Regions from separate parts of the Mus musculus genome. Here all the other regions are linked to region 3. A link is a loop called in an ENCODE intact Hi-C map of the cell type or tissue named here. Cell type or tissue: heart. All regions are shown on one strand. Each heading gives the region's core, and the rest is flanking DNA. Links, peaks and the distances in the headings are about the cores only.

Region 1 (6,045 bases), core at 382-5,381, 53 kb before region 3:
GATACTACAGCAATCTGCCTCCTTCACTTAAAATGTCTCCCCCATTCTGTCTTCTGCTGTGTACTCTACCATTTAAAAATGGATCCATTTTCACACTGACGGCTTTCACAGACTGCACCTTACGCAGGCAGGCTGTCTGAGTTCTAGCATGCCTCCGTTTGAGTACTTCTGGTTCTTGTATTCTTCCCAGGACGACTCTGTACTATGGAAATGCAGTTTACTAGGCTGCACTGTGAACAATTCTGTGCTTCTCTGTGCTCCAGGTTGAAGAATCTAAAAAAAAAAAAAACAAAAACAAAAACAAAAAAAAACAAAAAACAAACAAACAAACAAAAAAAAACCCAAACAACTTTGCTAGGGATTGGAGGAGAGGAGGCAGCCCTTGAAAGGATCCGGGTGCCCTGGAAAATCAGGGGTTCCCCTCCTCCTGCTGATTTGCTTGACAAGGAAGACAACCCTCTTTTGTGAAAGGCTTGATGACTGGATGTTGGCTCTTAAAATTCAAATTCATGAGCACTGGCCATGGGAAAACACCCAGCCCCGATGAGAAACAAAGACCAAGGTGCAGGCGCCCGCATGCTTTTGCTGCATTCAAGATGCGAAATTTTCTCTGCAGATCCCAGTCTTTTGTTGCCTAAGTGGCTGATCCCTACAGAACCCCACTGCAGCAGGAGGTCAGGGGGCTCGGAGCCCCCCACCCAAGTAGCGCCTTCATTCTAGAGCTCTGGACAGTGCTGTGCAGCACAATAGCTACTCGTTTCTAAGAGGGAAGGGGAAAAAGGAGAGAATCAGAGGGTGAACCTCCGGCAGGCTGACCGGAGACAGCCCGGGAGCCCTTTCCCAGTGCCCACCCGCGGCTACTATATGTGGCTGCAATCCCTTTCTAGGTCCAATTCTCTGGGCATTTGGCTCTTTTACATAAATGTTAGAATGACAACTTCCCAATATTCCTAAAATTTCTAGCAATGAGAAGGGCGGACAGGGTGGGGGAAGAAATAACCAGGGACCTGCAGCCTTTGCAGTCTTCCTTTCAATTCCTGTTCATTCAGTGGCAAAATGTGTGTTGCCTAGGAAACCGCATACATCTCAGCTGTGGGGGTGGTGAACTGCACTTTAAGTGGTGAATATAGGCTAGCTATGGGCAAAAATCCTGAACTAATGTCCCGTAATTTAAAAAAAAATGGATCAAAATACATTTTTCATTAAGAAAACAACATTTTTTAATTTTACCTCGTATTTATGAAGAAAATCTTCATTTTATCCAACCTCTTCAGTTGCTTAAAACAATGACCCTTTGTGTACAATAAATGCACACTTGGGGGATTTGCCCTTGAAAATAATCTGACGTTTGTAAAAGCACGTATCATTGTGGCTGTTTAGGTCCCTCCCTGTATGAAACAAATGCTTGTTTTGATTTTGCACAGAGACGCTTCTGCACCTGTCTTTTGAAAATTAATGCATCGTTAAAATTAATTGGTACGTAAAGATCATGAAATACATTGCCTTAAATTTTTCAGGTCTGGTGTTGACATAGAGGGAGAGGAATCTAATATTAGGAGGCAAAAACAAAGGCTGGGCACCGATCTGATTTTGCTTCCTAGGAGCTTTTCCTTTGAGTTATAGGAAATAAGCCCCCACTCCTTTTAAGTTCGAAGATGACTGTAAAGCCTTTAGGGAAAGACGAAGCTGTTGTCAATATTTCTCTCTCTCTCTCTCTCTCTCTCTCTCTCTCTCTCTCTCTCTCTCTCTCACGCACACACACACACACACACACACACACACCGCAGCTCTTTGCAAAAATGTAAAATGCGAAGCACCGTAAACCCAGAGACAAGTCCTGTGGGGACAATGAGGTAAAATGCATGAAAGGAAAGCTGATCCCGACCAACAGGCTGGATCCCGGGCCGTTCAGGTTTCAGGGTGATTTCCAGTCACGTTGTTGCAAACTTCTTCCGCTAAGAGAAATCCGAGAGTGAAGGCCTTTTCATGTAGAGAATCATAGAGTTTTTCATCAGCTACCTTGCAAAGATCTGGCTCTGAAACAGAAGCTGAGCGAGGAACCCATTAGGTTAGAGAGGCAGGCTCAGATTACCGGGTTTAGAGTTGAGCCCCCGGGGCGCTGGGATTGCTCCTCAGCTCCTCAGGGGGGACCGCTGCACAGCGGCATCTATAATCGCAGTGCTGGTGACACCTTCTCGGTGTTACTTCCAGGTCAACCGAACACCGCAACAGTCACCCTTCAATGGCCCTTTTGGCTCCGAATGTAGCCACCTACCCTGAAAGCTTGGGCGCCCTTGAGACAGTCGGAGCCCTGTCATTAACTCGCTGTGTGACCTTGGGAAGTATTCTCTCTTCATGCTTCTACATCTGTATTAAGACAGGTGAGAAAATTCAAAATTCAGGGCCTGTGTCCTTGGAACCCTGTTACTGGGCACGTGGGCACACCTTCACTGTTCTTGCCTCTCTCTTCTCAATCCACCCTGAACTGAACACCTGCAACCGTATCTGGCGAACTCTGGCCATAGAGATCCAGTCTGGACACCCTGGCAATCACAGGCGGCAAGGCTTTTGTTCTAGGCTGCTTCTCATGGTACATTAGAATTCAGTTTAAAGCCCGCCCTGCCCCCACACCCCTTGCGGAAAGGAGAGGCGATGACAGCTTCAGATGGTTCTAGCAGGTCCTCCCTCGCTCAACAGCTGCGAGCTCTACCCTATAGTGTGACCCTGAGTCACTTGGGCCTCACTCCTTAGAGAATAAAAGGGGTCACATCACCTCCTAAACCACTAGCCCCGCGTAGGGAAGCAGTGACCTTCAACCTGGGATAGCAGGGAACATACTCTGACACCCTTCTTCTTCTCTCCCTCAGAGCACACAGGTTTATTTCACATACGCTCACAAAGGGATCAGTTTCTTCCTCGAATACCTAGAAAATGCGGGTTTGAAGGGAGAGCTGATGCATCGCGTCTGCGCACGCGCTGATGTGAGTGCGCCTGAGTCTGCGGTGGTCTCTGGCTAGCTCACCGCGCTGCAGTTTTTAGGCGTGTCCCCCTCCTCTCCATCCGCAGCACCAAGGCTGGGACCTCTTAGTCACTGCAAATGAAGGTAAGAATGCTCTAGGCGTCGAAGGTTCTCAGAACCTTCTTTTCTAACAACGGATGAACTAAATACTGGAAGGACAGCGCCTGACTGGCTTTTAAACACTCAGTTGTGGAATACATCCCACGCTTTTGTGAACTCCTTTGTTTCCCTGACAGACCCGCCCCCAGGACTCCACCCTCACTCTGCCGGCAACACAGTTCACACACTGCGGCCTGCCACACCCACCCCATCACTCAGGAGGAACAAAAGCCAATCACAGGGTGAAAGGAGTCTTTGGTATCAGGCAGCGAGCACAGTATTCTTGGAGTGTGCGAGGCAGGGCTAGGCTCAGAGGTCCTTCTACCACTAAATGCTGCTACTATAGCAGAGGAACAAGCATAGTCAATAAAGACAAAGGCAAGTCTAAGATGCTCCAAAGTGTCCAAAGTTATGATCTTTTGGATTTTTCTTTTTTCCAATTACACTCGCTTTCGTAGGATCACTAGTCTTTTCCTAAAGTTGTATGTAATGGGCGTGTGCGCCTGGACAGACATTGACCTCCAGGGATGAAGAATGAGGCACTACTCTCGCCAAGTGCTTTGGCTTGGCGAAGCCTGCTCAGAGTAAGAAGAGGAATTGCTCAAGTAACGCAAATGACCCTAAAGCTCCCTACCAGTGCTCACTCGCAACACCGGACTGCACCTGCTGCACCCACCCATTAGCAGCCCCTTCTCCATCCCCAGCCTATGGTACTAAATCACCCCGCCCCGCCACACTACCGCAGTCTTCACGCTCCCAGTTCCCAGTTCCCCACACTCAGCTTGCCCTTCTCAAGTCCGAGACAATGCTCAGGCCCCAGCTTCTCCCAAGAAGCCCCACTCCTCGCAAGGTCTTCACGCCCGCGCTGATTGGCCACAAGCCCATAGTCCAGCCCCCAAGACCGTCCCTGGGGCTCAGAGCATTACGTCAACCCGGCCTGGAGAGCGCTAGCGAGAACGGGACTGGGGGCTTTGGCTGGGGGGCGCGGTCTTTTTGGTTCGCCCCACCCTCCCTACATAAAAGACCGAACCCACCCGGCCCTCGCCCTCAGCCCGTAGCCCGTCGGTTCCGGAGTAAGTTCCAGGTGGCCCAGCAGTGGGTGTGGAAGGGGAGGATCATCAGACCCACTGACACAGACCCAAGACAGCAAGAAGCTAACCAGGCACCATGCGAGAGATCGTGCACATTCAGGCGGGCCAGTGCGGCAACCAGATCGGTGCCAAGGTGGGTTCACTGCTTAGGGGGTGAGGGAGGGACCCTAACGGAGCTCCCCTCGGGATAGGTGGGGTCCAAAATGAGGCGCGGCTCTAGGTAAATACCAGGACTCACCAACGGCGGACCTGACTTGCGGTTTTGTGCAGTCGGATGGGCGTGGTCTCAGAGGAGACTTTAAAGCAAAGGGGTCTCATTCATTTTTCCTGGAACTATTCGGAATTTGAGCTGCCCCATTTTCTTTCCTCCCTAATAGCCACGAGTGCCTAAAGAAGACGTGGGTGTGTCTGCTAGGCTGTGCATGCCGGTCTTAGGGAGGGGCCGCGACACAGGAGAATTGATTTTACTCGCTTGATCACCAGGCGAGCTGCGGGGGAGGGGAGGAAGAACGATTGCCAGACGGTCACTGAACGTGCTTTGAATTTAAAACATCACCCTACAGCTTCCTCGCTTCACTCTCCCCGCCGGCCCCCTTTTCTCCTTGCCTATAGTCCCAGCGCGTTTGTCTCCAGCTGCCAGTGGTGGCTGTGACTTGCCAACCCAGCTTGGGCTGTTTTTTCACACACACACACACACACACACACACACACACACACACACACACACACACACACACACCCTACCTCCTGCTGAGAGCAGCTGTTCTCATGGGAAACCGCCCAGTTTCAACTTTCTGATCCTCTACAATGCAAGCCCTAAGGCTGTGCCTGGGTCATGCCACTCATTAAAGCTTCGGCAACGTCCTGTTGTCAAAACTGTGGGTGATGGGGGGGCTGCTCATTGAGATTGGGGGTAGGGTTGTGCATAGCTAAATACAGTCTTTTTATGTCACAGTTTTGGGAGGTCATCAGTGATGAGCATGGTATAGACCCCACTGGAAGTTACCATGGAGACAGTGATTTGCAACTGGAAAGAATCAATGTATACTACAATGAAGCAACTGGTAATTACTTTTAACACCCCATCTTCAATTCTGGCATCCCTAAGCTCTGCTCTTATTTGAACCCAGGAGAAGGTGGCTTATTTTAGGATGACCATTTTTGGGGTGGGGTAGCCTCTTCTGTGCCAACCAAACCCTTTGAAAGCTTGGTCATAATAGACCTTTCTTTGTTTGGGGGTACCACCAAACAGGAAGGAGGTGGGACCGAGCCCTACTCTATAGAAGATACTGCCTGGAGGGCTAAGCCAGCTCTTGTTCTTCTGCAGGTAATAAATATGTGCCTAGGGCCATCCTGGTGGACCTGGAGCCAGGCACAATGGACTCAGTCAGGTCTGGACCATTTGGGCAGATCTTCAGGCCGGACAACTTCGTGTTCGGTGAGTATGTGGCATAGCTGAAGACAGAAGAGCACAAGGTGTTAATTATCACTAGCACAAAGGGTGGAGGAGTGTGATAGACAGGGAGCATACATAGCAGTGGCGCCTAAGCCTTATCAGGCTTTGAGGCAATTGCATCTTAGCTTTTTCAAAGGCAGGTGTGCTCTGTTAACTCATTTATAATTGTATTGATAACCAAATAGTTTATTGCTTTATTATTTATTGGCCATTTGATAATAATTTGAAATAGCCTTATCTGAGAGGTGATTCTTTTTTTTTTTTTTTTTAAAGAAGGAATTTTCCCAATCATGGCTGACTTAATCCTCCTTTGCTCTTTCAGGCCAGAGTGGTGCAGGAAATAACTGGGCAAAGGGCCACTACACAGAGGGGGCCGAGCT
Region 2 (6,045 bases), core at 450-5,449, 800 kb before region 3:
ACTTTGGATTTTAAAAGATACTGGATATTTTGAAAGGATTGAACTTTTAATATGTAAAGACTGGGACTTTTAAAGTTGTTTAGATCTTGGGGATGAATAAAAACTAAGGGTTGAGGCTTAATACTGATGTGTTTGTGTGTCAAGTTGACAAGGGGTCAACTGTACTGGCTAGTTTTGTGTCAATTTGACACAGGCTGGAGTTATCACAGAGAAAGGAGCTTCAGTTGGGGAAATGCCTCCATGAGATCCAACTGTAAGGCATTTTCTCAATTAGTGATCAAGAAGGGAGGTTCCCTTGTGGGTGGTGCCATTCCTGGACAGGTAGTCTTGGTTATAAGAGCAGGCTGAGCAAGCCAGGGGAAGGAAGCCAGTAAGTAACATCCCTCCATGGCCTCTGCATCAGCTCCTGCTTCCTGACCTGCTTGAGTTCCAGTCCTGACTTCCCTGGTGATAAACAGCAGTATGGAAGTGTAGATGAATAAACCCTTTCCTCCCCAACTTGCTTCTTGGTCATGATGTTTGTGCAGGAACAGAAACCCTGACTAAGACACCCACCCTTGCTTTTCAAGACAGGAATTCTGTGTGGCCCTGGCTGTCCTCAAACTAGCCCACCTCTACCTGGGCCTCTGGAATGCTGGGATTAAAGGTTTGCACCACCACTGTCCAGCTAGGATAGTCTTTATAAATTGATTTGGGAAGCATTCCATTTATGCCTTATAGGCAAGCAAGCTACACAATTTTTTTAAAAAAAAGACAATTCTTTAAAAATATGTCAATATTGAGCAAAGTCCAATGTAAAGGAAGTAACTAAATGACTTTTCTCTTCCAAACTGAAATGCTTTTACAACAGAATTGATGGAGCCAGGAGTTAGAATGGATCCCAAAGACCAACTGGTCTTAAACCTAGTTTCTGCTTTTCCTTTTCCAAATCATGTTTCAGGAATTAAATTTTAATGTATTATAAACACCACATCAAAAACACATCTTTGGCTGGGCATGGTAGGGATGCTTGTAAATGCAACCTTTGGGAGGCCAGCCTGAAAAGACACAGCCAGCTCAGGGGAGTAAGGTACATCTCCACGGTAGGACTTAGGCTAGTGCATGTTAGGCTCTGGGTTTACTCCTAGTGTCAGCCCTGCTCAATGATCTCAGGCTGACAATGTGGCTCAGGGGTAAAGTACTTGCTTATTAACATGTGCAAAAGGGTTCTTAGTTTGATCCTTAATTCCCCCTCACTCCCTACAACCATCTTTCTGGGACACTAGCAAAAAACATTATTTTAAATCTTAGAGGCAAGTGAAGAAGCCACAGTACAGCAGTCGGGAGCTGGCCTTTAGAGCCACATTTACAAAGTTAAATGTGGCTATCACAGTGCGACCTTGAGCAAACTACTTCATGTCTCTGTGTTAGTTTCATCACCCACAAAATACCAGCAACAACAGGACCCAGCGCCACAGGATTGTTACAAGAATTAATGAGCTACTATTTGAATGATTTGAATAGTACCTGGTCCCTGGTGACTTCGAATACATTTATTTTTTTTTTAAAGCTGAAGTAAAGAGGCTGACAAATGTACAGGCCAGTAAAACAAAAGCCATTTGAGCCTTTAAGGAAAATGTAAACTATGTAATATGTGTGCCCTTAATTTTTCTATTTTGAATAGCTTCCTGTAACTACAAGCTATTCAGAGTAACTTGAAGCCATTTAGGTCAGCAACACACATAGTGCCTGCTTTCATATCAAACTGTTATTTACTCCATTAATTATTTTCAAATTAGCAAAAATAGGACACATTGAGAAGAATTCCATTTACACAATTTCTATGGGGGAAGGGAGGATAAATTAAAAACTACCATCAGTGTTATGTAGTTGCCAGAGCCTAAACAAACCCACGCTTATAAAGATAGGATTAAATACGCAAATAATAGGGCTGACTCTGACTCAAAATAAATGTGAATGGATCCTCCCCTCAAATTAAGTGAATGGACATAATACCAAGAACTTTTCAGATTGCCAGAACTACTTAGCTGAACAGCCGAAGACACCCATCAAGCTAAACTAACATCCTGTAACTGCCACACCATGAACTTGGACAATAAGCTATCTTAAAATCCTATCTGTTCTCTGCTAAGCCCAATTGTCACAACCACAATGCAACTTTCAAGCATACTTAATAAAAACAAATTCTCTGTCAAGCTGAGTAAAGTAAATGACAGGGGAACCCCAAACTAGATTCTCAGCAAAGAAACCAAGCTATCTGTCACAAGTTGCTGGAAACGGTATCAAACACTTTCCTAAACAGGCTGAAAACATAGATAATGCAGATGTAACTGGGGGGTGGGGGGTGGGGGGGGTTGCTGTTGCCACCCAGTCTTCAGTGGTATTCTCTTTAAAGTTAAGCTTTCCTCGCATAAACGTGGGAAACAAAACACTGCTCTTCTTTAAGCAACAGCTAGTCCTTTTGCTTATTCAAGGATGTGTTCTCTTGGCTTCAAATACTTCTATAGTCGCTTAATTAAAAACACAGATTAGAATGATTTAGAAGTAGCAACGATTCCTAATACTTCTCCCATGTCCCTTCCTAAAGGCAAAAACAAACTAGGGCAAAAAACTGCCAGGCCTCAAAACCCAGGTAGTCTACCTTACTTTGCCTCAAGTTTGAAAGTTAGAAATAAGCTACCAATGGACAGAGAAATACCGGGTTGTGGTTGGAAGGAAGAGTAAAGGGCAAAGGACTTCGCTAGCACAATTTCCGGGACAGTCAAAAGTGTGACCCTAGCACCCCCGTCTCTGCTTTTACCATCAGCAGGATCGCAAGGATAGCATATGCGTTAGGAAAGCGGGGCTTAGCCTGCCGGCCGCCACTATTCCTCGGGTCTCTTTAGGGAAGGAGATCACCGAGGGTTGAGATCGGAGAGCTCCACGGTCCCCCAGGGAGGTGCAGGAAGGCGCGACCTCAGGGCAGCAGCAGCCACCACGCTAACTGGACCTGTAGAGGCCGCTCGTGCCGCCGCCTCCCGGGGCAACGACGGACAGCAGGCCGCGCTGCCGGCACCTCAACAGCCGCGGCCCCACCGGCAGCAAAGCCCAGGCCGCTCCCACGCCTCCCGCCGCACCACCCACGGCGCGCGGCAAGGCAAAGTTTGGCTGTCGCCGTTAGGCCTGAACTTTCCCGCCCGTCGCGCAGGTCGCCGCCGCCGCCGTCCCCCGCATTGCCGGCCTGGAGGCCCAGCTCCGACACACCCGCGCGGTGCACTTACTCAGCTTGCTCCCGCAGGGACGGGGGCTCCGTGGCGGCCATCTTGAACTTCCCGACTCCTCCGCGATGCTGGCGGCGGCTCGGCGAACCGTGGACGCCAGTGGAAGCGGAGGAAGAAGGGACAGGCAGCCGCGCATGTGCGGAGCACGTAGAGAAAAGCGGCACTCGGGAGTCCGCGCTAAGAATCCGGATAGAAAAACTCGGCGTCCGGGGGCGGGGCGCGGAACGTAACTTCCGGGGCTAGGGGGCGGGCCGTGGGGAGAAGAAGGCCTGATTCACTTAGAGCGCTGGTTATGTGTGTAAGTGTGAGTGTGTAAGTGTGTAAGTGTAGGGACCTGCTGGAGACAGCAGCAAAGAAAGGGGTCGGGTGCATTGCTGAGAGCTGATTCTCCATGTGATCCAGTAGTGGGTGAAACCTGCTGTGTCTCTCCTTGTTGCTGATTGGCTAGCGGAGAGCTCGTAGACCTGGCCTAATTTAAACAGCCAGAATATCTGCCAGGTCCCCTTTTGACCTTCTGTTCTTTATGGTATGCTTTATATGGGAATTAAGTTTTCTGTTTCTGGGAGGAATACGTTGGAGATAATGGTGATACTGAAATAAGACCGATTTCCGATTTACAGACACCATTCTTCACAGAGTAAAATAAAGCACTTCTAAGCCCGGACACACAAAATAAATGTAATAAAAATGCTCTTGTCGGGCAGTGGTGGCGCACGCCTTTAATCCCAGCACTCGGGAGGTAGAGGCAGGCGGATCTGAGTTCGAGGCCAGCCTGGTCTACAGAGTGAGTTCCAGGACAGCCAGGGCTACACAGAGAAACCCTGTCTCGAAAAACCAAAAAATAAATAAATAAAAAATAAAATAAATAAAGCACTTCTAAAGGAGCTGGTGCTGGAAAACTTTTCCATGGAAGATTTTCTTTTTCACCCAAGTTCATTTCCACGCTATTACGAATTGGAGAGCGAAATCGATGCCTAAAGGCATCCCAAGCTGTTACTGTTAGCAGATATTGAAACATTAGCTTACTCGTGCAGGAAACGTTTACAAAGTGACAGACCAGACAATTACAATTCCTTGGGTTTTTTTTTTTTTTTTTTTTTTTTTCCTCTTCGGGGCCCTGGTAAAGGAACCGCCCGACCCATAGCCGCAGTTTCCGCGGATCAGGACGGAAGTGAGCTCTGCACAGCGGAACCAGCTTCCCGGAAGTCTTTTGGCCAGCCGGAGAGACGCATGCGTGCTGGTGGCCAGAAGAAAGCGTGGGCGTGTTCAAAGCTGCGGGCGGTGGTTGTGGCGTTAGAACTGCGGCGGGCAGCTATGGGGAGGCCCTCCCAGTTCCCTGCTCCAGCTCAGCTGGTCTCCGCCTCCCGATCTCAGCCCCGACCTCTCCTCTGCGGCAACGTCAGCACAGCGGCTTGCCAAGATTGCGTCTGAGCGTACCCCAAGATCCCTCAAGTAGAGGTCCGCCTTGTTCGGTGACACCGTGGAGACCACGGCGCCGGCAGACAATGCAAAAAGTTGAGGCTTTGGAGGCAAGCGTGTCTTTGTGAACGTTTCATCTTTTCCTACCATCTGTGGTTGCTTCAAGTATTATTCCAAACGAGCTGGGCATTCTTTAAATAATTGAAAAATATATTTGAAATATGTGTATTTCTGTGGAGAGCTACTAATCTCGTACACGGTTGCCATGGAACCCAGTGAGCTCTCAATAGGCTAATTGTAACAGACTACAAACAAATTACGAGCATCGTAAAACCCGTTGACTCTTGGAGTTTCCAGGTGTCTTTGAAGAGTGTAGAAGCCATTTGAGCAGCACTTAGGTTTAAAATTGGGATTTGGACCTTTAATGGGAAGACGCCAAACTGGTGTTAACACGCTTGAGGCATCATGCCTGTCTTAGTGTAATTTTTTTGTTGTTTTAAAATACTTCTGTGCATTTGTGAATTTGGACAAACTCAAAGTAAAGGAAAATCATCCCCCAAGTGGATAATTCCACGTTGAACCAGCCCGAACATGTTGGCTTATTTTTAGCCCTTTCCTATGTGAAATATTAAATTTCACACTTGTGTACACAGTGTCATCGCTTGCTCTTTTTCACATAGCAGTTTTTGCTTCATTCTGGTTTGCCAAGCATCTTCTAACTAGATTGTTGTCCTTGTTACTAGGTATCTAGATTGTATCAGCTTTGCAGCAGTATTAACTATAAAGAGAAACACCTAGAACAATGTTCTAAAAGTAAGGGCTGGCTGGTGAGGTGGCTCAAGTGGGAAAAGATGCCTGTCAAGAGACCTGAGGGCCCAGCAGTGGTGTGGCACACACCTTTAATCCCAGCGCTTGGGAGGCAGAGGCAGGCGGATTTCTGAGTTCGAGGCCAGCCTGGTCTACAGAGTGAGTTCCAGGACAGCCAGGGCTACGCAGAAAAACCCTGTCTCAAAAAACAAACAACAATAAAAAAAAGAGACCCGAGGAGCTAGGTTCAATACCCAGACCCCCTCATCGATTGTCTTCTGACCTCTGTTCATGAACACACAAAATAGATGTAATAAAAATGCACTTACATGAACATAGGATTTATGTCAGCAAGGGGTTTCACTGTTTGCTGTGCAACCAAGAACAATTAAAATTTTTTCCTAGTTTTACCACCCAATAAATTGGGGATAATAGTTCTCATTGTATAAACACAATAAATTAAGCAATGAGCAAAATGGCCTATATGAGTAAATGGTAGTTTTTGTGATGGTTTGTATATGCTCTGCCCAGGGAGTGGAACAATTAGAAGGTGTGGCCT
Region 3 (6,045 bases), core at 687-5,686:
CTTCAGACACTCCAGAAGAGGGCATCAGAACCCATTACAGATGGTTGTGAGCCACCAGGTGGTTGCTGGGAATTGAACTCAGGACCTATGGAAGAGTAATTAGTGCTCTTAACTGCTGAGCCATCCCTCCAGCCCCTAGTATTTGTTCTTAATTACAAAGGCAAATATTTTAAAATTATGTTCAAAAGGAAAACGCCTCAACCCATAAGTGGAGGAAAAGGAAGATATTGCCATCAGATGTCAATAATGAAACCACACACATCTAGAGATGAGTGGATACGTTAGACCTCTTAATACTTTCTAAAATTTTAAAGTATTTTATGTGTGAATGTGCACTCAGAGGCATATGGGAATCAAAGGAGAACATTGTGTGAAGTCAGTTCTCTCCGTTTGTCTTTATGTGGGATTCAGGTATTGAACTCGGTGGCCAGGTTTGTATGGCAAACATCTTTATTTGCTGAGTCTTCATGCCAGCTCTAAATTTTAAAATTTTATAACCAAGACATATACATGTACATAACACACATATATACATATGTACATAACACACATGTATTCATGGGCTTAGAGCTCAACCTGAGTTCAAGAGGCCTGGAGGTGCCTCTCCCATCTCCAGTGGTGATTGGCTCTTGTGAAAAGAACCCGACACATTCTTGGAGGTGCTTGGAAACCATCAGTAGGCACTTAATTGTTATCAGGTGCAAAGTGAATACATTTGGTGGTGTTAATGTCGAAACTAATGTTTCCAAAATTTTAGGACCCCTGTTAGTGGGCTGACCAATCTGTCTCAGGAATGTCTGTCACCTATAGAAGGAACATCTGTCATGGTTGCACCTAACATGGGATGTGCTCACAGAATATGGTTTGCCAAAGCTTTCTCATGAGGACCCTTCCTGGCGGAGCCCGGTGAAGGCAAAGTGAGAAACTTGGCAGAGTGAGAGGCCTGAGTTCATGCCCAGGCTCTAGTCCACCCACTAGTCTAAACTCTGTCACTGCTACTTTGTGAAGCCTTTGGGGCACAGATGCTGTTGGTAACAGTGGTTCTAAAGCAAAGAAATGGCCTGTGGTTGGAGGACATTGTTGTCCTTTGCTACCCAACACCTGTCCAATAACCAACAGAACTGCTCCTCTTAGACAAGAAAAACAGATAAAAGGAGGGAACGGCTATTAACCCCCCCCCCAAAAAAAAACCCATCTTAGAGACCTGTTCTAAAGCAGGGGTTGGGAGGGGGTGTTACTTGGCTCATCTCCTCCTGTCATGCACCCTCCCTCCACAAGCAGCTTTGCTTTGTGATAGTATGAGGGAGTTTGGATATTCATACTGGAGAGAGAGGAAAGCAGACTCAGCCCTCAGATGAGTCACTTTGGGCAGGGCAGGCATTGTTTGAAATCTGTGTTTCTCTGGCTATACACTAATAGACATCAAGGCTGGACGCCCGATGGTGGAAGCAGGCTGACTCGAGACAAGGTCCAAAGCAGATGACAACACAGTCACTGTTCACTTACTTTCAGGGCCACTCAGTGTCCAGAGCACATGGGGTGTGGCTTGTCCTTTAGCACAGTATTTTCATCTGGTGATGTAGGCTCAAAGGTGAGCTGAGTGGCTGGAGGATCCAGCTAGGAAATGGTAGAAAAGCATCACTACTCTCTGCCTGCTAAGGAGCCTCACATCCCCAGGATCTCTTCCTCTCTTCCGCTTGGCCTTAAACTTCCATTAGGAATGAAGCCACAAACGCTAGGAGGCAACTGTCTCAGGAAACCTTTGTGAAGTGCCACAATCAGTGACATTCTCCAAAGCCATTTCGGCAGAGGTTCTGGAACCTTCTAGCTATTCAGGAAGACCCATGATGTGGAGATGGAGGCAGATTGGGGGAAAAACTCTGAAGGCCAAACCTGGGACCCAACAGCTTGGGGATGGGAAGGAGAAAGAAGAGCACTTAGGACATCTATTCCCATCTGAGGAGGCCCCAGCACAGCCTGCCTGCTAGGATGGAGGAGCCTGGAGGCCTGGGTCCCTGAAGCGGAATCCACGATGATGTAACTTCACCTGGGCTTAATCACGAGTGACTGGCTGTGGCTCCCACCTCAGCAAATGACCCAATATTAACATGGCAAACAAGATCCACATTTACAGCAGCATCCCCTTGGACTTTATGAAGGCATTTTCACTCCATAAACTCAACCTGCTTTCATATACACCTTCTCATTTCCTGTTCACAAAGCCAGCTCCACGGCACCTATAATTATTTAGTATTTGAAGAAACTGGCTCCCGAGAGGAACTGGTGGAAGCTCCTGTTTACCCCTCCACTGTGCCAGACCAACGAAGAGTAACTCCTGGTGGACCAGTCCTAGCGCCAAGCCTAGGGTTTCTGCTAATAGAAAAACTGCAGGTTCTCGGGCTTCCTCAATTTGTAGCTGGTCAGGTTTTAAACCTTGCTTTTCTGAGGGGAGGAATCTGGGTAGTGTTGATGCCTTTTGTGGGACAGACAGTACTAGCCGAGAGAAGGAAATGTGAGCCCTGAATGTGGGCTGCAACCGTGTTTTTATATTTTCCTGGTTATCACATTTTTAAAAGTGAAAACAAGTGAGTCATTTAACAAATATATTTTAAGCACTGTGTCCAAAACGTGATCACTGTGACCTTTTGTCAGTGAGGTTCTTTGGCTAACTTACCCAGCCCATGAAAACCAGTGTCTCTCTCAGACCAGCATCTCAACTCACACTCACTATATTAGCTACCTCCACTTCCCTCCCTTGCTCTCTCGCTCCAACACGTGTCTGAGAGCAGAAATTTCGACTTTTAAGAGGCTTTTAGGACCCAAGAGTCCAGACCAGAAAAACGTCACTCTTCCTCCTCTATACCTAGCAATCGACCTGTATAGCATCCTTGTCGTCCTTGAAACAGTCCAGACCCTCACTTGATCCTCCCCTCTTTCCTCCCAAGCGGTATCACGTCTGGCTTTCTACTCGCCCTTAGTTACCAAGCAGACTTGAAAGAGAGAACCGGGCTGCAGTTCAAGTCCTGCCCAGGATGCAGGCACCCTTTTTCAGAAAGGACATCTAGTAGAGATGCATTTTCAGTTCTGGGCTTCATATCCAAGAGCGAGGCCACACCTGTCCTGCTACTGGGGAGGCAGGAGCCCCATCTGTAGTCCCCAGAGTGGTGGGAAATGAGCAGTGTGGGAGCAGAACCAGAGTGTAACCTAAAGGTCTCGACAGTAGACAAACACCTCAGGTGGACACTGAGGGGAAACCAGCAGGACCGGCTGGGGGGGCGTAATAACCCTAGGAGGCTGGATACAGGCGGGTGCCCCGCACCTCGCACCGCGCCCCGGCTCCCTCTCGCGGTGCCGCAGTCCCAGCCGCGCCGCCCCTCGGCTCTGCCCCCATGACGTCAGCGGGACTGGGCGGTCCCCGGGTATAAAAGGCGGTGCTGGGGGAGGGCGACTGGTCTTTTGCGCTCCTTAGCCCTCTGTCCACGCACTGCTCCGAGGGCAAGAGCCTCCACCCCTTCTACAACCAGCACCATGCGCGAGATCGTGCACATCCAGGCGGGCCAGTGTGGCAACCAGATCGGCGCTAAGGTGGGCTCACCCCTAGGGAAGAAATGGATGAGGTAGTCCCATCCGGTCAGGGTCCCAAGGTTGCGTGGGGAGAGGGGTAGGGGGGGGTGTCGCGGAAGCAGGCCGAGCCTAGGGGATCCAGAAGAGCCCCGGCTGGTGTCGCATTCCACCGCTGGCTACTGGGCGGGCCGGGTCCTGAAAGCCGACCAACTTGCCAGGATTGGTGCGACAAGGGTGTCTTAAATTAAGGTCCATTACATTGCTTTGGGACACAGCCCTTCTGCGGGGTGCAGCTGACATTAGTCTGGGTTTTTTTCGTGTCTGAAATTTGGGTTGGGGGGGTCACTACATGTATTGAAAAAAATCTCATGTCAAATGTAATTCATATATATATATATATTTCTGTCATTTGAATGAAAAAAATGCAGTGTCATTGGGTTGACAGATGTTACAGAGGCGTGTCTTTGGGCCAACAGACGAGGGTGTTAGACAAATTCTCTTACAAGGGCTCGTTTAGATGTGACATAAAACATTATGGTCCTCTTTTTTCTCTGCAAGACTGCTTGGAATGGGGGCTGTGAGACCCGACGGCAGTGGGGAGACAGCAATGGGTATTTAACATGGGTGTGGGCGGGTGCCTGCACAAGGACATGGTCTCTTTCAACACCGCCATATTGCCCACCCAACCTCCCCACTCCCTTTCCTGCTGCCAAGTCACAATGGAGGTTACATCCTGAGGATGGCCAGCTTTTTCCCGGGGCTGCCAGACGCCCTCTCAGGATTGTACTGCCCATCCCCGAACATTCCTAGCCAGGGTCAATACCCGAAGCCAATATGTAGGTCAGTGGTATAAAACTGGGCTGTTGAAAGCTGTCATGGAGTCTGTGCCAGCAGCCATTGATCCCTGGAGGCACAGGGGGCGGGGCACCTGATTTTCCCTTCTGCCTTTCCCATCCATCAGCCTGTATGTGTAACATTCAGCCTTGCCTGGAGTGATAGAAAGCAGCTGCCTCTGCAGTTCTGCGAGATCCGCTGTGCCCACTTCCTTCTCCAGGCTCCTCCCAGCCCTGCATCTGTGGTCATAATATGGCCGATGCACTGCGCATTCCCAAGACCCTCTGCAGCAGCAGCTGCTGCCCAAATACATGGAGGCCCGCAGCCCACTAGGCTCTTGCCCTGCTGTCTTTCTGGTGACAGAGAGATTCTAAGCATGATGTGGGATTGTCTTCATTTCAGTTTTGGGAGGTGATAAGCGATGAGCATGGCATCGACCCCACTGGCAGTTACCATGGCGACAGTGACTTGCAGCTGGAGAGGATCAATGTGTACTACAATGAAGCTGCTGGTAAGAGTTTGGATGTCAGTCTCGCTTTCCATACCGTGACAGAGAAAGCAGCCTACCAGCATGCAGACAAGGAAATGGTTTTTTTGCATATTCATTTTTTTTAAAAAAGCACTTCATAATTCCTGAAGACCTCTGCATGCTTTGTGTCTCCATTTTCTTTTTCCTCCTTTGTCTCAATGCTGGGATTTCTGCAATGAATTCTTTTGCCACATTCATCTCCTTTCTCAAGCCCAATTGTAAGTCAGCTCTTGTCCCCACAGGCAACAAATATGTACCTCGGGCCATCCTAGTGGACCTGGAGCCGGGCACCATGGACTCAGTGAGGTCGGGACCATTCGGCCAGATCTTCAGGCCAGACAACTTTGTGTTCGGTATGTTGTGATGCTCCATGAGAGCTGGCCAGATGACTCACTCCCTTCCTAGCAGCCGTGGGCTTTACAGTTCTGTGTGCAGCATCCAGCTGAGCCTGTGTCCCACAGACCACAAGTCCTGGCCTAACCTAGGCAGCTGACAAGATCATGTCTGTGGTCACTCTTGACAGCTCAGAGGAGAGTGTGGGCCTGGTAGAGGCTGTGCAAGGCCTCTGTGAGGAACAGTGTCTGGGGGCAGGGGAGGAGGGGATGAAAGCCTTCAAAGAGGGCATTACAGGCTGCAGGGGATTTCAAAGGGCTTCTGATGCCAGGCAACCACTTCAGTGACCAAGGTGAAGCCCAAATGCTTACAGCTGCCTTCCCTGCCTCTTTAATTATACCTAATTAAGGGTATTTACAGAATGCTCTCTGTGCTTAAGTTTAGAAGCTACTGAGTATTGTTAAAATGTGTCCTCTTCCTTGATTCTTTCTTTATTATGATCCTCAAGGTTTTTGAGGTCCCTGGATACACTGACAATATTTCTTTCTCATAAAAGTATATCTAAAAGACTACTGAATGTTCTCTAAGGCCACTTCTACCATTTCCTCTACAGTCCAAGGACACCTCCCTGGATTCCTAACTGTCTAATATTCTCTTTTTCTCTTTCAGGCCAGAGTGGTGCAGGAAATAACTGGGCAAAAGGCCACTACACAGAGGGGGCCGAGCTGGTGGACTCTGTCCTAGATGTGGTGAGGAAGGAGTCTGAAAGCTGTGACTGTCTCCAG
Region 4 (6,045 bases), core at 647-5,646, 76 kb before region 3:
CAAAGATATGTCAGCATAAAGGCCATTTTGGCCTGATGCGATCATCTCCAACCAATGAGAATGATCCTTTATTGGGCGCCCGTGCCTGGAACTCAGTAATTGGATGGCAATCAAGCCCCCTTGTGCCATAAAAGTATAAACAGTAATGATTATCTCAGCCCTTCCCGCAAAGGACCACTGGCCACTCAGGCAAAAGTGCACCAGGGAAATAGGAAGGCCTACAAGTGTCAAGCATCAGAGTTAGAATGAGACCTGGCAAGCTAAAATATCACCATAGTTGTCCTGCTTTGTGGGGCATATGGGAACCAAGCAGCAGTGGCGTCCTGCCAAGAGTCCATTCTGTCTGTAGATCCACTGCAAGTCACTCCCCTGCTCCCTAAATGTGTAACTGAGACAGATACACTGGGAAGCTGGCACACACCAAGTGGAGAAAGCCAAATGGAAAGCTCTAAAGTTACTATCACTCAGCCAAAGTGAACAAGTGAAAAAATGTTGCGTGTAGTTTTAAAAACAAGCTACCGCCTCTGCTCGGGAGCTGCCCTGCTCTGGCCCCTCCCGGCTCCCCTTTGTTCTGGAATAGGCCCCCACTAGCACTGAGCCAGCTTCTCTTTCCCATCTGCCTTTGCTCCTGGAGGGGTCATATTACCACCCCATTCCTGAGACCCACGGATTAAAAACACACACTCAGCTTGTCACTTAAGAGCTTGCCTTCCATAGCACAATAGCTGGGTGCCGATACCTCCTGCCTGAAAAGGCATGGCCTTATCAGTTATTATTTCTGTTTCTCCTCCTGCCCTAAATTTAGTGGCTTGTATCAAATAGCCCCCACCCCCACTCCCCATGGTGCTGGAGAGGTAACTGAGAGTTCTACATTCAGAGATCAGCAGGCAGCAGGAAGAGGAGACACACTCCACAACCATGGTTACATCTATTCCAGCAAGGCCACACCTATCCCAACGAGGCCACACCTACTCCAACAAGACCACACCTCCTAAAAGCACCACTCCTCCCTCTGGGCCTATGGGAACCATTTTCATTCAAACTGCACAGCGGGCAAATCTGTGAGGGATTGCCCTGATTGTTCTTTGATGCAGTAGGGTGCACCTCACTCCACATAGGTGGTCCTGGGCTGTAGGAAGCTGGCTCAGCATTAGCCTGGCAGTGTTCATCCTTGAACTGCCTTTGAATCTCTGCTTAAGTTCCTGTGATGACTTCCCTCAGTGATAGACTGTGATCTGTAAGCCTCTCGTCCCCTAAGTTGCCTCTAGTTGGAGTGTTTTAGCACAACAGGAAGGAAACTAGAACACAAGACATGAGTCAGAGTGGATGAGGAGCCGCTGCCATGAGACCCCCAGGCAACTGCATGTGTGAATGACCTGAAGCACAGCAGACTTTGGATTCATACAACAGAGACTAGGCAATGGCTAAATGGCCCAAGGATGCACGAAACTAGATGAGAATGCACTGGGACTCCGAAAGAATGGACTCTAGAGAATTCATATTTCTTTAGGATACCTCCTCCAGGAATGAAGATGCTCTGAGGGCTTGGTGCAAAGAAAGCTACTCCCTTTTATCTTACCGATCTAAGAACTTACCTCCATTAACCTACAATATGCCACTTGTATTATTTCCAGAGAGATCTGTGCTTATCCCACTAATAAAATATTCTGCAATGATGTTTGGCCTCAATGTCTTTGCAGACATGCAAACCCCACTCTCTCAGAAGGTACTTATTTTACGCTGGAAATTGGCAGACCCCCACTTCACACTGCCTCTGCCCGACTGCAAATGGTGGTTGACACACCTGCCTGAGAAAGTCTATCTGCTGAAGTTAGCCATCCCTTCATAGAGAAACCTTCCTAGACTCCAGGTAGGCTGACTGAAGCTGTTCGCTGTCCTCCATCTCCACCTTTTACAGAACAATGCGCTGCAGTGTACTGTAATGCCTGTGGGCAGAGCTGTCCTTGCTCTCAGGACAGGAGAATAGGGTTATCCACAATGCTCAGCCTGAGACACTTGGTAGTATGCATAAGGCAGATGAAATGAGTGATGATGATGAATTGGGCTTTAGTCCTGGTTCCTCCACTAATTAGCCTGATGCTTGAATTCTAGGTCTGTTACCTTAACTGTAAATTGAGATGCTTGGTTCAAGCCCTCTCTATAAAAGTGCCTTCGGCCTTCCAGGTTTAAGATCAGGTAAGAATGTAACAAGAGCCTCACATGGGAGGGTGCAACTCTTAAAAACACCACAAGGTGGCAGATGGGAAGGAAGCGATCAACGTGCAGAGTGGCTTTTGCTAGAAAGAAAGAGAAAGAAAGAAAGAAAGAAAGAAAGAAAGAAAGAAAGAAAGAAAGAAAGAAAGGAAGGAAGGAAGGAAGAAAGAAAAGAAGAAAGAAAGGCAGGCCAGCCAGCCACTGTGTGTCCTTGAGAGCTTGTTCTTGAGAGCCTCCCCCAGGTTCCACAACCGGTAAAACACGCCAGTGAAACAATCAATGCGGTCTCCTGAGTAGACCCCAACACAGAAGCATGCGGCAGAAAACCAAGAAGGCCAGCTAAAAGACAGAGTGAGCTGAGAGCGGGGCTTTTGATACATCTCTTTCTGCTACCACTGTGAGCCTCTAGAAAAGATTTCTTTAGAATCATAAGGGGTTTTGTTTGTTTTGCTTGGTTGGTTAATCTCGGCTGGGGATAGAACCCAGAGCCTTATGCTTTGCCTCTGAGGTACACCTGCTGCCCAGTCGAGGAATTTTAGTTGCAGAATAAGAGAACTGTTCTGTGAGGCTGGAGAGTTGGCTGATTTCTAGGCCCCTAGTTCAATCCCCTGTACTGGATAAGAAAGGGCCAGTGGTGGGGATGGGGGCGGGGCGGGGGAGGAGAATGTGAAAATAATTCCTGTGAGCATCCTTCCAGGTGTGGAAACAGAAGCCACCTGCAGGTGGAGCTGTCTCCCGGGATGTTCGTAGAGCGTTTGATGATTCAGTAGAACTTCTGAGATGTTGGCAGCACCATGTGAGCAAGATCTTTGGGCTTTTAGCCAAACTCAAACCCAAACTTGGTTAAACGCCATGATAGGTAATGTGGACCCAGATTAATAATAGACAAGTTTATGCTGCAGTAAACATTTTGACCCTGCTATATCAACAATTGGCTATGAGAGGTTCTATTTTTAGCTTATGCTGTATACCTAGCTTGCAATAAGACAAGTTCCTTTAGGAACTCTAACCGACAGGCCCCCTGCCACCACAGGTTACAGTAGCAGAGATGACCACTAAGTGATGGCTCTTCATGTTTTTTGCTCTGACCTAAAAGTGACATATCACATTCCCTCATACCTTACTAGTTTAGTTCCCTCTGGCTGCGTTCCTGCAAGGTGAGTGGTGGGCTGGATAACTAGGGGATAGATGGAGTGTTTTCAGAGCAGCGCAGTGCCTGTCATAGTGACAGCATTGTGATTGGGGGATGGGGGTGTAGCTCAGTGTTAGCATATGGCATGCACAGAGCCTGAATTCAATCCAGTTCCAAGAAGAAAAAAAAAATCTGATTAACTGAGAGTCACTGCATCTACCAGCCAAGGCCTCTCCAGACTTTCATTGAGGAGCGGTGGTGGTGGCCTGGGGCCAGAGTTCTGTTCACCCCCAGGGAGCTATCAACCTATTTTAGGTCTTGTTCTAAATCTTAAGAGCATGCTGTAACCTCTTCCTATCTGCAAATCCACAAAGCCAGCTGCAGCAAACCCTAGAAAGTGTCCTTCTGGCTCTGCTACTGTAAATGATAGGACCATGCTCCAGTCTCAGAGTAACCCCTTTCCATTCAGGCAGATGCCCCATTTCCTCTCACCTCAAGAATATGACAAGGGCAGACAAGGGTAACACTCAGACTTTTTTTTCCTCTTAAGGAAAAAAAAAAAAAGCCGGGCAGTGGTGGCCACACCTTTAATCCTAGCACTTGGGAGGCAGAGGCAGGTGGATTTCTGAGTTCAAGACCAGCCTGGTCTACAAAGTGAGTTCCAAGACAGCCAGGGCTACACAGAGAAACCCCGCTGGGGAGGGGGATGGGGGGGACGGGGGGGGGGGGGGGGAGGATCTTCCCTTGACTGTTTCACCTTCAGCCATAGGACTATTCCTGCTCTGTCTTGTTTGAATAAAACTCATTCCTGGAGTCTGAGAACCAGCTGCAAAGGCAGAAGGGGCCCAAAAGCTAAGGAAAACGCACAGCATGCAGTCATTTAAGTCCTTATAGACATCACCACGTCTGAGGATACAGCAAGACAGGAGAAAGAGTCACACTCTAAGGCAGGAGGCGAGTAAAGTCTTGTTAGGCAAAGGAGGCCATGGCCAGCAACAAATTCCTGGTCTTTCTCAAAAATGATTAACATGTCAAACATCAGGTTAAGAAGCAGTGAGTTTTAACTGCTTTGTTTATGCCATAGCCTGTGGAATGCAGGCCAGGGGTCACCTGGCGGGCAAGATGGCAGTTACAACTAAGATGGCGATAGTCTGATCAAGTTGGCTCCACCCCCACCCTACCGTCCAGCAAACTACTGGAAAGGGGGTTTCTGAGTTTCTCTCCTTACCTTCGTCATCGTTTTTTGGTGTGTGTGTGTGTGTGTGTGTGTGTGTGTGTGTGAGTGAGTGAGAGAGAGAGAGAGAGAGAGAGAGAGAGAGAGAGAGAGAGAGACTGACTCTGTATAGTTCAGCTGTTGTCCTGGAAGTCATTATACAAACCAGTCTGATCTCACACTCACGTAGATCTGCCTACCTCTGCCTCCCCAGTACTAGGATTAAAGGCAGGTGCCATCATGCCATGCCTTTTCATCAAATTTTTTTTTTTTGGACACAGAGTCTCTCAATGATCCTGAGGTGGCCTGGAGAATGAGATTGTCATGCCTCAGTATCCTCAGTACTGGGGTTACAGCCCTGTGCCACCAGGCCTCACCCTTCTCTCTTGAGCTCACACCAAGGGTCACTGAGCTCCCCCTGCTAAAGTCACCAGAGCCTCTACTCCTTGGTCCCTTCCTTACTGAGTAGGACAATGATGGTCAGGATGCTGCTCTATCCCAGGGCCCTTGCTCTTCCTGGTCCTCCTCTCAGATTTACTGTCTGTTTCTTCATCATAGTTCTGCCTCCAGTACACAAGTCCCTGTATCCCTGCTCTCCTCTGAAACTCTACTTGCTCAGTGCCTTCCCCAGAAAGAGCTGGATTTCCTTTTACATCCTGCTGGCTTACCAACATATGTCTTAGGAGCCAGTATCCAACTTACTGGCTCACTGGAGTTTGGCTGGGTCATGTAGAGATGCACACACACACACACACACACACACACACACACACACACACGGCTCTGTAGGCATTGCCTCCCTGACATCTCCATTGAACATGTGCCTGAAACATTCTGGAAGCCCAAATGCCTGCTTCCCCCACTGTATTAGCCAGACCCTGCATCGTTGTAACAAAAATGCCTAGTATGAACACCGTAAGGAAGGAATGATGTGTCTTGGCTCACAGTTTCAGTACACAGCACTTGTCTCTGGTGATTGTGAGCTGAATATCAAGACAGTAGAGCAGGTAGTGGAGCCTAACCACCTCATGGTGGAAGGAATTAACAAAAGGAAAGAAAGGAAGGCACCAGGGCAAGATACACTTCCCCCACCCCCGGATACAGCCTATGCATGCACATAACACATCCTATATATTCAGTACCCAAGCTTAGTCACCCAGCACAAAAAGCTGTATACATTGTTCATCATGGTGGCTGGAAGGCTACCTGAGAGCAACAGTTCTAAGTGACTAGTCACCATGACCAAAGATGTTTCAAACACCTATCACTAGCCCTGAAAAGATCTAAATTCAAAATTCAGCCAGCTGCAATAGTGTATCCCTGTGATGCTAGCCCTCAAGAGGCAGGAGAAGAGAGTGCTACAAGTTCAAGGCTAGCCTGGGTTACAAGGTATCAGGTCATCCAGGGCCACATAGCAAGACCAGACTACACACACACACACACACACACACACACACACACTTTCAAGCATCATAAGCTGGCAAAT

What was found. Hi-C counts contacts between places; a loop is a spot of excess contacts. Peaks named below come from ENCODE experiments on the same cell type or tissue, not always from the same donor. Only the 100,000 strongest peaks of a DNase experiment are listed, where the experiment ranks them.
Region 1: it touches region 3 in a loop (4-fold over the local background); 17 of 42 quality-filtered maps call a loop at or near these places.
Region 2: it touches region 3 in a loop (2.6-fold over the local background); 2 of 42 quality-filtered maps call a loop at or near these places.
Region 4: it touches region 3 in a loop (4-fold over the local background); 14 of 42 quality-filtered maps call a loop at or near these places.

Annotation. Positions count from the first base shown.
Region 1 is chr13:34,128,474-34,134,518 of GRCm38, reverse strand. Tubb2b (tubulin, beta 2B class IIB) reads left to right here and starts at 4,165. Exons shown (of 4, transcript NM_023716.2): 1 at 4,165-4,342; 2 at 5,165-5,273; 3 at 5,537-5,647; 4 at 5,988-6,045. The coding sequence starts at 4,286. It overlaps Gm36500 (a long non-coding RNA gene), which reads right to left and starts at 4,041. Exons shown (of 3, transcript XR_873221.3): 1 at 2,276-4,041; 2 at 70-273. In heart, for the core only: CTCF peaks have their summits at 2,645 and 4,451; DNase peaks (open chromatin) are centred at 2,618, 3,288, 3,988 and 4,698; H3K4me3 peaks cover 4,674 bases; H3K27ac peaks cover 3,487 bases; H3K27me3 peaks cover 1,304 bases.
Region 2 is chr13:34,872,910-34,878,954 of GRCm38, reverse strand. It overlaps Prpf4b (pre-mRNA processing factor 4B), which reads right to left and starts at 3,426. Exons shown (of 15, transcript NM_013830.3): 1 at 3,261-3,426. The coding sequence starts at 3,301. Gm36839 (a long non-coding RNA gene) reads left to right here and starts at 3,715. Exons shown (of 2, transcript XR_382181.1): 1 at 3,715-3,786; 2 at 4,387-5,327. In heart, for the core only: a CTCF peak has its summit at 3,000; DNase peaks (open chromatin) are centred at 2,924, 3,474 and 4,554; H3K4me3 peaks cover 3,730 bases; H3K27ac peaks cover 3,465 bases.
Region 3 is chr13:34,075,413-34,081,457 of GRCm38, reverse strand. Tubb2a (tubulin, beta 2A class IIA) reads left to right here and starts at 3,450. Exons shown (of 4, transcript NM_009450.2): 1 at 3,450-3,585; 2 at 4,801-4,909; 3 at 5,170-5,280; 4 at 5,930-6,045. The coding sequence starts at 3,529. In heart, for the core only: a CTCF peak has its summit at 3,336; DNase peaks (open chromatin) are centred at 2,387, 3,347, 4,437 and 5,297; H3K4me3 peaks cover 2,005 bases; H3K27ac peaks cover 964 bases.
Region 4 is chr13:34,151,272-34,157,316 of GRCm38, reverse strand. No RefSeq gene overlaps it. Among named protein-coding and RNA genes, the nearest start is that of Gm36549, 3.3 kb to the right of the region's middle. In heart, for the core only: CTCF peaks have their summits at 2,222 (motif pointing right) and 2,945 (motif pointing right); DNase peaks (open chromatin) are centred at 2,206, 2,926 and 3,536; H3K4me3 peaks cover 190 bases; H3K27ac peaks cover 1,922 bases.